2 separate regions of the Homo sapiens genome follow, and region 1 is linked to region 2. Evidence: read pairs that join two places in POLR2A ChIA-PET (ENCODE). Cell type or tissue: MCF 10A. All regions are shown on one strand.

The links. ChIA-PET counts read pairs that join two places held together with the same protein. Peaks named below come from ENCODE experiments on the same cell type or tissue, not always from the same donor. Only the 100,000 strongest peaks of a DNase experiment are listed, where the experiment ranks them.
Region 1: POLR2A ChIA-PET joins it to region 2 with 13 read pairs; 11 of 35 experiments call an interaction of 5 or more read pairs at or near these places.

The regions. Positions count from the first base shown.
Region 1 is chr1:205,393,583-205,401,582 of GRCh38, forward strand. All of the region lies in intron 4 of LEMD1 (LEM domain containing 1), which reads right to left. Among named protein-coding and RNA genes, the nearest start is that of LEMD1-AS1, 24 kb to the left of the region's middle. In MCF 10A, a CTCF peak has its summit at 3,632; a DNase peak (open chromatin) is centred at 3,619.
Region 2 is chr1:205,484,950-205,492,949 of GRCh38, forward strand. No RefSeq gene overlaps it. Among named protein-coding and RNA genes, the nearest start is that of TRK-TTT8-1, 15 kb to the left of the region's middle. RefSeq lists an enhancer at 5,884-6,535. In MCF 10A, CTCF peaks have their summits at 742 (motif pointing left) and 3,362 (motif pointing right); DNase peaks (open chromatin) are centred at 732 and 3,332.

The DNA.
Region 1 (8,000 bases), 91 kb before region 2:
GGAGAATCCCTTGAACCCAAGAGGCAGAGGTTGCAGTGAGCCGAGATCGTGCCACTGCACTCCAGACTGGGTGACAGAGAGAGACTCTGTCTTAAAAAAAAAAAAAGGAAAATAGCAAGTGTTAGCAAGGATGTGTAGAAACTGCAAACCTCATACATTGTTAGTGGTAACGTAAAATGGCCCAGCCACTGCGGAACACAGTTTGGTACTTTCTCCGAAAGTCAGATATAGAATTATTATATGACCCAGCAATTCCACTCCTAGGTACCTAGCCAAAAAAAAAAAAAAAATGGAAATCAGGTACTCAAATACTTGAACATGAATGTTCATAGTGGCACTGTTCACAACAGCCAAAAGGTAGAAACAACCCAAATGTCCATCAATGGATGAATGAATAAACAAATTGTGGTATATACATATAATGGAATATAATTCAGCCATAAAAAGGAATGAAGTGCTGACGCAAATACATGGACAACATAGATGAACCTCAAAAACCTTATATGAAGCGAAAGAAGTGAAACACAAAACATCACACATTGAATGATTCCATTTATGTGAAATCTCCAGAAGAAGTAAATCCATTAAAACAGCAGATTAATAGCTGCTGCAGGGGTGGGGTGGGGTGGGGTGGGGGGTAGAGCGACTGGCGGGTAACCGCTTAATGGGTATTGGTTTTATTTTAGGGTGACAAAAATGTTTTGGAACTAAAATAGAGGTGGTGGTTTCACAGCATTTTGAATGTACTAGATGCCACTGGATTGTGAACTGTATTATTTGTTTATTTAATTAATTAATTAATTAATTAATTAATTTTTTGAGATGGAGTTTCCCTCTTGTTGCCCAGGCTGGAGTGCAATGGCACAATCTCGGCTCACCACAACCTCCACCTCCCGAGTTCAAGCAATTCTCATGCCTCAGCCTCCCAAGTAGCTGGGATTACAGGTGCCCACCACCAAACCCAGCTAATTTTTGTATTTTTAGTAGAGATGAAGTTTTGCCATGTTGGCTGGGCTGGACTCGAACTTCTGACCTCAGGTGATCCACCCGCCTTGGCCTCCCAAAGTGCTGGGATTACAGGCATGAGCCACCAAGTCTGGCCTATTGATTTATTTATTTTATTTTGAGACCCAGTCTCGCTCATGCCTGTAATCTCAGCACCTTGGGAGGCCGAGACAGGCAGATCACGAGGTCAGGAGTTTGAGACCAACCTGACCAACGTGGTGAAACCCTGTCTCTACTAAAAATACAAAAATTAGCCGGGTGTGGTGACGTGCACCTGTAATCCCAACTACTCTGGAGGCTGAGACAGGAGAATCGCTTGAACCAGGGAGGCAGAGGTTGCAGTGAGCCGAGATCGCCCTACTGCACTACAGCCTGGGTGACACAGTGAGACTCCTTCTCAAAAAAAAAAAAAAGTTAATTTTATATTGTGTAAATGTCATCTCAGTTTTTAAAAATCTTGATTCTTGTCATTGTACTGTGATTATATAAGTGATATTATGTCTTTATTCTAAGGAAATACATACTGAAATTTTGGGCAGAGGTCAAAAAAACATGATGTCTGCAGTTGGATCTGAAATAGGGCAAGGAAAAAAGATAGATAAAATTGTAAAACACCGATGGAAAAATCTTAACCACCTGTAAATTTGGGTATGGTTAGATTCAACATGACCACGTAAGAATTCTTTGTTGGAAACTTTCTGTAATTTTGAAATTATTTCAAAATAGGCTGGCCATGGTGGCTCATGCCTGTAATCCCAGCACTTTGGGAGGCTGAGGTGGGCGGATCATCTGAGGTTGGGAGTTTGAGACCAGCCTGACCAACATGGAGAAACCCTGTCTCTACTAAAAATACAAAATTAGCCAGGTTTGGTGGTGCATGCCTGTAATCCCAGCTACTCAGGAGGCTGAGCCAGGAGAATTGCTTGAACCTGGGAGATGGATGTTGCGGTGAGCCAAGATCATGCCATTGCAATGTAGCCTGGGCAACAAGAGCGAAATTCTGTCTCAAAAAAAAAAAAAAGAAAAAAAAGAGAAAGAAATTGCTTCAAAATAAAAACTACAAATATTAGCACATCTAATTTTTAAAAGGCACCAAGAAGAGAGTAAAAAGACAAACCAAAACTACTGGAAGATACGTGCTACACATATAGCTAGCAAAAGATTGGTAACCACAATATATAACGAGCTTCTATAAATTAAAAAGAAAAAGGTAAACAACCTAATAAAAAATGGGCAAAAGACATGAATAGGCATTTCACAGATGAGAAAACACAAATGACCAATAAATGTGAAAAGATGCCCAAACTTATTAATAATAAAATACATAAAAATTGCAATAATAAAATACCATCTTACACCCACCACACTGACAAAAATAAATCTAGCAACGCTAAATTCTGAAGAAGATTTAGAACAATGGAGCATTTGTTTTTTTTTTAAGACAGGATCTTGCTCTGTCGCCCAGGCTAGAATGCAGTGGCAGGATCAAAGCTCATTGTAGCCTTGAACTCCCAGGCTCAAGCCATCCTCCTGCCTCAGTCTCCTGATAAGCAAGGATTGCAGCTGGGCACCACTATGCTCAGCTGATTGTTTTCTTAAATTTTATTTTTAGAGACAGGGTCTTGCTATGTTACCCAGGCTGGTCTTGAACTCCTTATTTGAACTCCTTCCACCTTGGACTCTCAAAGTGCTGGGATAATAGGCATTAGCTACCATGCCCAGCCCCTGGAGTTCTTAATATATTACTGGGGGAAGCAAAAAATGGTGCAACCATGTTGTAGAGCAATTTAATATAATCTCTTAAGTTGAACATGTGTAGACCCCTTCCATTCAGCAGTCCTACTTGTAGGTACATTCATGCAATCAGAAAAAAAAATTCTTACACATATAAACACTGGGTCCTGTACCACAAAGTTTGTAACAGCATTGTTTGTGTTAGAAAAATTTGAAAATGATCCAAATGTCCAACAAATAGGGAATGAATAAAAATACTTCTCCAATAATTCTATATAGCAGTGAAAATAAATGAACTAAAGCTACCAATAATGACCATGTAAGCTCACAGCATGATGCTGCATGGTAAGGGAAGCTGCAGAAGAAAACCTGCAGTATAATATCATTTAAATGAAATACAAAATCATGAAAAACTGAACTAAAGTTTGTGGATGCTATAAAGAAAAGGGAAAGAAGGATAAGTAGAAAATTCAGGTTAGTGGTTGCCATGGGGGAAAAGGAAGATGTCCCAAGAGGGATACACTGGGGGCTTCAGCTGATTCAGCAATGATTTATTTTTCAATCTTTTGGGTGGGAATCCAACTTCTCATTACGTAATTCTTTATTCCTTTTCATATGCATAATGTATTTTATTTTAAAAGATTTTCAGACACAGTTTTTTCCTCCCCACTTGGGCAAATTCCAGCTACCAATCTGCATATGTCAGCCCATTTCTAACTGTGCTGATTTCTGTGCCATGGTTTTAGTTTGTGATTGGAAGGTTCACCAAGAAGTGCCTCCCATGGACTCTCACTACGTAGCAATCATCAGAAAGACGAGCCTTTGCTTCCGCGGGAAAACAGATGTCCCGAGTCCTTCTGTAATACCATGGAAAGGACACTGAGGGGAGCTATTTCATCACTCAGGTGCCTGGTCTTTTTTTCCTCCCCTGTGGCCTTTTGATATAATGGAGAGGGCAACAGAATGGAAATTAGGCCACTAGATTTCTATTTCCAATTTTCCTCTAATCCTCTATGTGGTCTTGGGCAAGTCATATTCCCTTTCTGCCTGTGTCCTCATCTGTGAGATAAATCACATAGTCTCCTCCAAGAAGGCTGGGCAACACAGCAAGACCTCATCTCCACAAAAAATGTAAAAATTAGCAGGGTGTGGTGGCACACACCTGTAGTCTTAGCTGCTCAGAAGTCTGAGCCCAGGAGGTCGAGGCTATGGAGAGCTATGATCACACCACTGCACTTCAATCTGGGAGATAGAGTGAGACCCTGTCTCAAGAAGAAAAATTATCTATAATAAATCATTCCTGGACTCATGAATTGTAATGAATAATGCCTAGTGCTTACGAAGCCCTGACAAGTCTCAAGAGATTAAAAATAACTCAAGGGTGCTCATATGGGAGGTACAACAGGAAACTCCTCTTCCTAAAATGAAGACATAGATCCCTACTCACAAAGCAAAGTATAATTTAGCTAAAGCCAATATTGGTGTATTCTTAGATGAAAAAGAAAAGAAAGCTGAGTTTTCTAAACAAATCCATATTTTTTTCTACAGGAGAACACCACTGCTCATAACTCAGTTTTATGAAAATAAGTAAGTTTACCCTTATTATCATCTTGGAATCATTATAATCAGTGTTTGGTTCCACTATTTCCTCCTGCTGCTCTTGAATTTCAAAAACTGGGTTCTATTACACAGAAAAGAAATCAACATTTCATCAATAAGATCAAGATATATTGATCATATCTACCAGGAGGTCAATATTTTTACAGGAAGAATGTTAAATTACATTCCTTGTAAAGATGGCATTTAGCAGCTCCCTTAGCACACGTCAAAGGTAAGAAGAAAGGGCTTATTAAGTAGTTCAGACACTATGTAATTTTCTCTTCACTTTGACCCAACTTGAATATACAACTACTACTGGGAATAAGGAAGTTTTTCAATTAATTAAGAAACTATCAGAGAGATGTCTAACATCAGGTCTTCTAAAACCTGTATATACAACTTGAATCACACACTACTTAATGGTAGTCCTTTAATATATATTCCCATGATACACTAGGCCTGCTGGTGGCAGCCTTTGGGGTGGGCCCTGCACATGCTATTGTAGGCTTACAAGGTATCTCATAAGCAACAATAGAAATTGAGGCACAGAGAGTTAAAATCCCATTAAAGTTTTGGCAGAAAGACATTGAAATACACTTAAAATTTGGAAGCAAAAATGAGACGTGAAGTTTTCCTTCCCTTCCTTATCGTCCCCTGGGGTGTCAGTATGCTCTACACACTAAGAAAAGAGGCAGAAGGGACATGGACACAGAAGTGTTGGCATGCCTGGAGGCCAAGAAATGGAGTGGTGAGGTTGTGGAGGGTTTCTGCCTGCCTGGTAGTAGAAGAATTAGAGCAGTGGGAGGGGTAGGGGGACCAGCATGGACACATTAGTGTGCCCTGGGGCAAGGAAGAGGGACAGTGAGGGGAAGGAAGAGGGCTCTCTTGTAGTAGGGGCTGCAAGGGGGTGTTGGTATGTTCCGTGGTCACGGACATAGTTACGGGTGATACAGAGAAGAAAGTGGTTATTGTGACTGGGTGATTAGTTACACTGAGAAAATTAGAAAATTGAGGCTGAGTGTGGTGACTCACGCTTGTAATCCCAGCACTTTGGGAGGCCAAGGCGGGTGGATCACCTGAGGTCAGGAGTTCAAGACCAGCCTGGCCAACATGGTGAAACCCCATCTCTACTAAAAATACAAAAATTAGCCGAGTGTGGTGGTGCAAGCCTGTAGTTCCAGCTACTCGGGAGGTTGAGGCAGGAGAATTACTCGAATCCAGGAGGTGGAGATTGCAGTGAGCTGAGATCACACCACTGCACTCCAGCCTGGGCAACAGAGCGAGACTCCATCTAAAAAAAAAAAAAATAGAAAGCTAAGTGAAAATGTACACACAGTGAGGCTAATGGAATCTATAATCAGAGGATAATGGAATCACTGTCAGATAAGTGATTTTATAAAAGTGAATGATTAGAAAGAACATTGGGTTGTTAGATTGCAATTGGAGATAAATAGAAACTCACAGTTTTTAATTTACATAAAAATAGAGATGTATGTGTGTATACGTATACAGATACATACATTTATTTTCTAGCTCTGTCCACTGAAAAGGGCCTAGAAGCAATGAGACCCAGTAGAAAGGTGCTCACTGAAGGCCTAGATCTTGGTTTCCAAACACCTTGTGAAACACCAAACATCTTGTGAAAGGAATCAAGGCTCCTGGGGCAGGAAAAGTATAAGATGAGTCTGAAACATCTTTTGTGCCAGAAACCAAGGAAGTGCTCAAATAATGATGAGGACATGTCAAAGGACACAGTATCTATCTTGAAGGGGCTCCTACTAGCCAAATCTGGGAGGATTTGAGTATGAAAATAGTGATGTCAGTGGATACAACCCATTGGATGAAAAGAAATCAATGAATTCATACTTACATGAATGAATGAGTGAGTGAGTGAGTTATTGAATGAATAGGGAGAAAGGAAAATGCTTCTTACAGTAGAATGCCAACTAATAAATGAAGAAGGACTGATAGAAATAGAAAATCTCAATAGGCCATCACCACAGTGGAAGCTGATTCAGGCAGAGTGCTCTACAGATGCTAAGGCTAACGAGTGAGGGTCTGTGAGGAACAATATGTTGGTGTCATTTCAGAATATCTCCCCACAGAATGCTGTTCAATTACAAAGGCAAAAATAATGTTTTGGGGTTTTTGTTTTATTTTGTTTTGACACAGGGTCGCTTTGTCAACCCAGACTGGAGTGCAAAGGTGCAATCTCACTGCAGCCTCAATCTCCCAGGCTCAAACCATCCTCCCACTTCAGTCTCCCAGGTAGCTGGGACTACGGGCACGTGCCACCATGCCCAGCTAATTTTTATGTTTTTTTGTAGAGAAGAGGTCTCACTATGTTGCCCACTATTGAACTCCTGAGCTCAAGCAATCCACCTGCCTTGGCCTCCCAAAGTGTTGGGATTACAGGCGTGAGCCACTATGCCTGGCCAAGAAGCCTGACAAACACCAACTTTTCCAGGTAATTAAGGTTAACATTACTAGCAGTGGGACACAGTGACATTGTTTGTCCCACGGCGATGTAATGAGAAGAGCACAGCGCCATTTCTAAAGAATTCCTGCCGAGAACGCATGGCCTCTAATACTAATCAAAAGGAAAAATCAGACAAATCCAATTTGAGGTTCACCCTTGTGATGTGATACAATAAGAAATATACACTTGGTCTTCTGTTCCCCCTCCTGGCACAGAGCTCCTGAAGCCCTTGTAATTTCCTGAGTAATAGGTGTGATAGAAGCATCTTTTATTATAGTATTTTTGTCTTTTTTTTTCCTTTTTTAAATTATTATTATACTTTAAGTTCTAGGGTACATGTGCACAATGTGCAGGTTAGTTACATATGTATACATGTGCCATGCTGGTGTGCTACACCCATTAACTTGTCATTTAGCATTAGGTATATCTCCTAATGCTATCCCTCCCCCCCCCCACCCCACAACAGTCACCAGAGTGTGATGTTCCCCTTCCTGTGTCCATGTGTTCTCATTGTTCAATTCCCATCTATGAGTGAGAACATGTGGTGTTTGGTTTTTTGTCCTTGCGATAGTTTACTGAGAATGATGATTTCCAATTTCACCCATGTCCCTACAAAGGACATGAACTCATCATTTTTTATGGCTGCATAGTATTCCATGGTGTATATGTGCCACATTTTCTTAATCCAGTCTATCATTGTTGGACATTTGGGTTGGTTCCAAGTCTTTGCTATTGTGAATAGTGCCGCAATAAACATACGTGTGCATGTGTCTTTATAGCAGCATGATTTATAGTCCTTTGGGTATATACCCAGTAATGGGATGGCTGGGTCAAATGGTATTTCTAGTCCTAGATCCCCGAGGAATCGCCACACTGACTTCCACAATGGTTGAACTAGTTTACAGTCCTACCAAGAGTGTAAAAGTGTTCCTATTTCTCCACATCCTCTCCAGCACCTGTTGTTTTCTGACTTTTTAATGATTGCCATTCTAACTGCTGTGAGGTGGTATCTCATTGTGGTTTTGATTTGCATTTCTCTGATGGCCAGTGATGATGAGCATTTTTTCATGTGTCTTTTGGCTGCATAAATGTCTTCTTTTGAGAAGTGTCTGTTCATATCCTTTGCCCACTTTTTGATGGGGTTGTTTGTTTTTTTCTTGTAAATTTGTTTGAGTTCATTGTA
Region 2 (8,000 bases):
AGCCGAGATCAGGCCATTGCACTCCAGCCTGGGCAACAAAAGTGAAACTATGTCTCAAAAAAAAAAAAAAAAAAAAAGGAAGAAGAAGGAGAAGAAGAAGGAGGAAGAGGAGGAGAAGGAGAAGGAGCAGGAGAGGGAGGAGAAGAAGGAGAAGAAGAAGAAGGAGGAGGAGGAGAAGGAGAAGAAGAAGGAGGAGGAGAAGGAGAAGGAGAGGGAGAAGAAGGAGAAGAAGGAGAAGAAGGAGGAGGAGGAGGAGGAGGAGGAGGAGGAGGAGAAGACACCAGCTACGATCCCAGCCACCCTGCTCACCCGCCGTGGGATCTTGGAGAAGTCACTTAGCCTCTCTGAGCTTTGGTTTCCTCACCTCGATGAAGGGGTATCATGTTACCTGCTCTGCCTGCATCCCTGGGCTGTTGGAGGAGCACATAAGGCAATGTGCATGGAAGGGCTTTGCAAAACTCTGCAAATAGACTGGCCAAGGAGTGTGTATCCAGTGGCCTGGCCTCAGTCTGGCCTGCCAGTGGGAGAGGCGAAAGGGCAAGAAGGAAGCCTGGCCCGCCCCCAGCGGGAGGCTGTGCACCCGTCTGGCCCTCAGCAGGCCATGGGGAGAACAGAAGCTGATCAAAGGCCAGGGTTGTAAACAGCAGGGGAGGGCACCTCTCCCCAGGAAGGGGGACCTGCGGACCAGCTCCATCTGACACCCTCCTGGCCGCCAGCAGGGACTTCCTGCCCTCTAGTGGACATAGTTAGGAGGTGCACCCACTTCTGAAGCCTGCGGGCTTCAGAAGCTGGCTGCGGGCTGCCTGGCCTAACAGCAGCAAGATCTACAGATTGCAGAACGCCATCTGGCACCAACAACTGTGGCATGAACTTTGTTATCTTTTGGAATTCTCAACAACCTTTCAAGGTTTGCATTATTATTCTCATCTTACAGAGGTGGATCCTAAGGCTTAGAGGGTATGGAATCACTCAAAGCCATAATGTTGGGGCTGGGCTTCCTCTCCACACCAGAGTGTGTGTGGAGTGGGGGTCTGAGTCCCTCTAGGCCAGGTCTCATGGAGCCGGGGGTGTGGAGGATGTGGGCTCATTGTCAAGAAAGCCAGGCACGGTGGCTGATGCCTATAATCCCAGCACTTTGAGAGGCGAGGCCGAGGCAGGAGGATCGCTTATGCCCAGGAGTTCGAGACCAGCCTGGGCAACATAGTGAGGCCCCATCTCAAAATAAAAAAAAAAGAGAAAAAAGAAAGAAAGAAAAGAAAATCAGGACAGCTGGTGTTCTGACAAAGGCCTCCTGAAAACCCACCCCCTTCCCCTCTGTCTCTGTCTGCAGCTTGAACTTCCCTTCCAACATGGGGGCCAAACCTGTGGCCCATGACCCTTATCCTCTGAGGTAGGGTTGGCAAGCTTTTCTGTAAAGGGTGGGATAATAAACATTTTAAGCTTTGTGGGCCCTGTGGTTTCTGTTGCAGCTACTCAACTCTGCCGTTGTAGCAGGAAGCAGTCACAGACAATGCATAAGTGAATGAGCACGGCAGCGTTCCAATAAAACTTTATTTATAGACACTAGAATTCCAGTTTTTATAAATTGTCATGTGTCATGAAAGATTGTTTTTCTTTTTGGATTTTTTTTTCAGCCGTGTAAGAAAGTAAAAACCATTCTTAGCTTTCAGGCGGTCCAAAAACAGAGGCAGGCAGTGATTTCCCGATCCCTGCCCTAAGATGCAGGAGTCCATCTCTGAAGTATTGATACTTCAGCTCCTCTCGTGTGACTGTTTCAAGTCCCTTTCCCTTGTTCCATTTCTTCTTCCAGTGCCCTCTGTGATGCCAGAACCCAAGGTCCTGCCCTCAACTCTCTGTCCTCCCTTCCAGGGGACTTTTCATTCCATTGTCACAGTCGGCCGCAGGAAGTGCCAGCACATGCCCCTTTGCCCTCACTCCTCAGCCACAAAGACTTTTCCGACCACCGACGGTCACCCATCCTTCAGCTTGCCTCACACCTCACCTCAACATCTGTGTGTTTTAAGAGCCATTTGCTCTTAAAACAGTGGCTCACACCTGTAACCCCAACACTTTGGGAGGCCAAGGCAGGTGGATCACCTGAGGTCAGGAGTTCAAGACCAGCCTGGCCAACATGGCGAAACCCCATCTCTACTAAAAATACAAAAAAAAATTAGCCAGGCCTGGTGGTGGACGCCTGTAACGCCAGCTACTTGGGAGGCTGAGGCATGAGAATCGCTTGAACCTGGGAGGCGGAGGTTGCAGTGAGCCAGGGTTGTGCCATTGCACTCCAGCCTGGGTAACAGAGTGAGACTCTGTCTCAGAAAAAAAAAAAAGAAAGAAAAAAAGAGCTATTTGCCTTCTGCAAACCCGCAGAACAGACATGGCACGCTAGAGAAAGCAGACTTGTTTTGCCACCGCTCTAACTTGGATCTAAATCCTGACTCTCCCACCAGCCAGCATGTGATCTTTATCCTTTCCCTCTCTGGGCACTCATTGTGTCCATGTTTCATGCTAGTGTTGGAGAAGCAGTGTGGTGCTGTGATGTGAGCACTGAGTAAGTATCCAGGTGCCCCGGGGTCTGGTTCCAGCTCTGCGTTTTGTAGCCCTGTGACTTGAGGGAAGTTACAGGTACTGGAGGGCTCGAGCCATTTGCATTTGCATCAGGATAGACCTGGATCTCTAAAGAGATCAACATTTGGGGCCTGGCACAGTGGCTCATGCCTGTAAACCCAGCACGTTGGGAGGCCGAGGCAGGTGGATCCATTGAGGTCAGGAGTTTGAGACTAGCCTGGCCAACATGGTGAAACCCTGTATCTACTAAAAAATACAAAAATTAGCCGGGCGTGGTGGCACGCACCTGTAACCCCAGCTACTTGGGAGGCTGAGGCACAAGAATCACTCGAACCTGGGAGGTGGATGTTGCAGTGAGCCGAGATCGCACCACTGCACTTCAACCTGGGCAACAGAGCGAGACTCTTAAAAACAGAGAGAGATAAACATTTGGGAATCAACAGAGTATAGATCAGGGTTATCCAATCTTTTTGCTTCCCTGGGCTACATTGGAAGAAGAACTGTCTTGGGCTACATAGAAAATATACTAACAATAGCTGATGAGGTTTTAAAAATCTCATAATGTTTTAAGAAAGCCTATGAATTTGTATTAGGCCACATTCAAAGCCATCCTGGGCCACATGCAGCCCACCGGCTGCAGGCTGGACTAGCTTGCTATAGGTGGTCACGTAGCTGTGGCGAGGATGTCATCATCCAGAGAGAAGTTGAGTACCAGGGACAGAGTCCTGAAATACGCACACAGGGTCAGTCTTAACCTTTGGTGGCCAGGAGGTGGCAGTATATGCCACTAAGGGGTGTTCTGAGGGGCAGGAAAGGGGCACTCAGGAGAGAGAAGCAGATCTCCCAAACTTCAGATTTACTTCCTAGTTGGGCAGTGGTGCCTGGCACCTAGGTGGTGTGGGGAGTGAGGGATGAGGTAGATGGAGATGAATCAGACGGAAGTAGAACTATGTGTAGCTTTCAACTAAAAACTCACTGGAGGCTAGGCTCTGCGGCTCGCACCTGTAATCCCAGCAATTTGGGAGGCTGAGATGGGCAGACCGCCTGAGTCTAGGTGTTCAAGACCTGCCTGAGCGACATGGTGAGACCATGTCTCTACAAAATTTTTTTTTTAAATTAGCCAGGTGTGGTGGTGTGCACCTGTGTTCCCAGCTACTTGGGACTTGGGAGGCTGAGGCAGGAGGATCACTTGAGCCCAGGAGGGTGAGGTTGCAGTGAGCCGTGTTCATACCACTGCACTCCAGCCTGGGCAACAGAACAAGATCTCCTGTCTCCAAACAAAAGCAAAAACAAAAACCTCACTGGATGGGGATCAAGATGTTACATTGCGAGAAGCACTTAACTAGGAGCCCAAAGGGTAGGGTATCTAGGTTCAAATCCCAGTTCTACTGTTTACTAGCTGTGTAGGCTTGGGCAATCTATCTAACCTGTCTGTGTTTCCATTTCTTTGACTATAAAATAGGGGTAATGATAGTATCTATCTCCAACGGTTGTGTGAATATTAGATTAGTTGATATAAGAAAAGTTTTTAGAACAGCACTTGGCACATATAATGTGCTTATAAATACTAGCTACTAATATTATTATCTTTTAAATCATCCCTGAATGGGAAACCCTCCAAGTCCCTCTTTCCTATGAAGAGGCCCCAAGATCTAAGTCTGGGACTCAGAAAGGTACCAGTCACGTAAGATCAGCTGTTGGGAGAAGGGTCCTGGCAGACACGTACCACACCATGCCATTCCAGGAACCTCAGACTTCAGAGGCCATGCCAATGGAAGGGTAGGGTCAGAGCCACATACCTCCTTACCTTGATGTTCTTTTTACCTGACTAGGGTTTAACACCTCAGTGTCCAGGAGGAACTGGATCTAGAATAAATCTAAATGTGTGTATGTGTGTGTGTGTGTGTGTGTGTGTGTGTGTGGTGCAGGTGGACAGGGGTGAAGTCTCTCTTCTTCCCTCACCCCTCCAGTTTGTCCCTGATCCTGAAGTCAAATGGTGAAGTGGAAAGACCCCTGGGCTGGGCATTAGGTTACCCATGTTCCAGTCCTGGCTCTGTGACTTTGGGCAACTTACTTTCCCTCTCTGACCTCAATTTCTCAAAGGTCTCTTCTAGCTGAGATATTTCATAATCTTTGAGTCAGCCTATGATTCTCCTCCCCAAGTCCTGCAGCTGCACCTCAGCCTCCTCTTCCACTGTCCTCTCCCTCATCACCACCCCCCAACTCCAGTGTCCTTGCAAAAGGCTGCTAGACCTAGAAATGGCTTAAATCGTCTTTTGAGAGACAGAGAGAGAAAGAAAGAGAAGACAGACAGCCTCCCGATTTTCATTTCCCCTATAGCGATGCTTCTCAGGGGTCAGTGGATGGGTCAAAACTGCCAATTTAGCAAACGCCTGGGCCCCTGGGAATAGGAGTCTGAGAACAGGTAAGGGGCAGGCACTGTGGAGGTCAGATGTTTCCACGCAGGCTGTAGTGGAGGGAGGTGGTGGGCTGAGCTCCAGCTCCTGGAACGCCTCCCAAGGTGATCATTTCCTGACATTGCTGCTCAGAGCTCTGTGTCTGCCCCGGCCTACAGCCCTCACCCTAGTGGGCGGGGAGGGGCCACAGCACACTGCTGGGCCCCGGTGGAAGATGTGAGTCCCTGGGAGCTGGGGGCCTCCAACCTTGTGAGGCATTTAGTATCTTGCTGTTGGGCTGGTGGCATCAGGGAGACCACCCTTCATTGCCAGAAACCAGGGCTCAAGATTCTCCCTCAAAAGTCCCTCTCCTCAGAACAAGCAGGGGTATGATCTGCTTTCATCTCCCTGGAGGTGCTGGGGGCCGAAGGAGAGTTGTGGTTCTGTCTGGCTCACTCTGATTTCTTATAAGCAACAGCTAGATGCACGGAGGATAAGCAGAGAAGCATTTCCTGGGCAGACAAAATCACGAAATGATGAAATGGTGGCTTGTTTCATAGTGTGGGTCACAGGTAGTCCTTTCTGGATTCAAGGAACTAAACCCACACCAATAACCCAGATGGGCTAGATAATTTGCAGGATCTGATGCAAAATGAAAATGCAAGGCTCCTTGTTGAAAAAGTATTAAGAATTTAAACAAGAGAACAATAAAGCATTAAAACAAGCAGGAGGCCCTCTGAGTGTGGGGCCCTTCTGAGAACAGGACCTGATAGACTGCATGATGCGTGCCCATGGAAGCCAGCCCTGCAGAGAACTATCATTTCTTAAGCACCTACTATGTGCCAAGTTTTTTATTTAATTAAATTAATTAATGAATTTATTTTTTGAGACAGAATCTCACTCCGTCACCCAGGCTGGAGTTCAGTGGCACAATCACGGCTCACTGCAGACTTGACCTCCGCGGTTCAAGTGATCCTCCCACCTCAGCCTCCCATGTAGCTGGGACTACAGACACGTGTCATCATGCCTGGCTAATTTTTAAATTTTTTGTAGGGACAGAGTCTCACCATGTTGCCCAGACTGGTCCTGAATTCCTGGGCTCAAGTGATCCTCCCCATTCAGCTTCCCAAATTGCTGGGATTACAGGCGTGAGCCACCACATGTGGTCCGTGCCAGATGTTTTATATGCATTATCTCATTTAATTATGAAACAACCTTAGATGAAGGCGTGACGAGGTTCTCTTTGTGGATGGCTTGCCCAAGGTCACATCTGCTCATGAGTAGCATCGGAATCCAGAGTCTTCCGAGTTCAGAGCCTATGTCCTCTCTTGAGCGGCGCTGCCTCTGATTCAGAGTCTTTGGGGGCTGCCAGGAAGCAGGCATGCACCAGAGGATGGGCACACTGAGGTGTGGCAGAGACACCCTCCCGAGTTTGACTTGCCCCGTGCTAGGCTGCTGGCATCCCTCCCTGGGTCTGGAATCTCCCTGGGTCTGGAGCTGTTACAAAAGGCACACATGCTTGGGACTCATACCTGGATGCTCTGCCTCACACTGAGTGACTAGGAAAGTCACATAACCTCTGTGAGCCTCAGTTTGCTCATCTGTAAAACTGGCTAACAACAGTGACTTCGTGTTGTCCTGAAGATTCACTGTAGTCTGGTATATAAGGTGCCTGACACACAGTAGGTGCATAGCAAAGCCCGTTCTCCTCAGGACAGCACACCACTGCCCCCTCCCTGCCCCCACCCTCTCTCCTCAGCAAGCCCCACCCCACCTGGGCCTGCTGCTTTTGAAGCACCCCAAATTCACTGTCCCTAGGGCTTCTCCCCGAGGCCGCACTGGTAAGGGAGAGCTCCTGGCTGCCTCTCCCTGAAATCACACTTTGAGTTCCAAGATTCATTGCTAATCACACCAGGGAGAATTCCATTACAATGCCAAGGGTGGGGAAATCACCAACTTTCTGGATTCACCAGATTTCTGGAGTGGCCGTGGCCTGACTCCTTTCTGAGGCGGCAGCCCCAGCCCTGGTACTCATGGACCACCTGCTTCCATTCCTCACTGAGGGTCTCACTCCAGTCCCCAGTCTTTCCTCTTCCCCATCCCCTTTCAGGGAAACCTGCAGGCATCCTGCAGGCTGCCCCTTCCTGCAGGACAGCCTCCTTTCCCTGCAAGCCCCCCGCTGGGGAGGCTCCTTGTCCTCTCAAGCTGGTGGTCTGGGTTTCTCACCTCCCGGCTGAGGTTCCTCATCTACTTGGCTTCACCCCTCTCAGGGACAGTTCCCTGGGGACAAAGCTCCCTTCCAGTCCCCTCCCCAGCCCATGTCAGGAAGAGGAGGCAGATGGTTAGGTGGGGAATACCTAAGGTCTGAGAAAGCCTCTGGCACCAGAGAAAATAGCAAACCCTCCCCTCCCTTCCCCCAGACCCAGCCAACTGCAGTTCCAGGCTGCCTGGAGTGACACCTGCCCCTTTGCCCTCTTTCCAGGAGTAAATATTGGATCAGGTTCAGTCACCAGCTGTTTGACTAAGAGCAAAGTCAGTTGTGGGATCATGAATGGCTGGGATCCTAGGGAAGACATGCTGAGAAATATCAGTGCCCCGGGGGACCCACGGGAGAGCTCCTGGAGCAAATAGTAGGCCTGGGGAAGTACAGATTCCAGCTGACAAATCCCTTTGTTTCCCTGGCTACACCAGGTACTGCCAGATACCAACCTGCAGAGCTAGGCTGGCCCCTGGAGGAGCTGGCCCCCTGGAGTATGTCTTTCTTGCCAGGACATTTGGCATAATGGTCTGATTTGGAGGCAGCTTGATATATTCAGGTATTGTACCAGGTAAACTTGCCAGGTACCACTGCCTGGCCACTCAGATAGTGGCACCTGGTAGTAACTGACACACTCAGGTGCATTTTGGTTGGATATACCTGTTCATGTGGGTGTGGGCCCCTGAGTCTCGCTGATCATTCAGGGGTGTCTGAGCTGAACAGGCCTGATAACTGCCCTATCACTCAGCTTGCATTCCCGGGAGGCCCTGGTAACT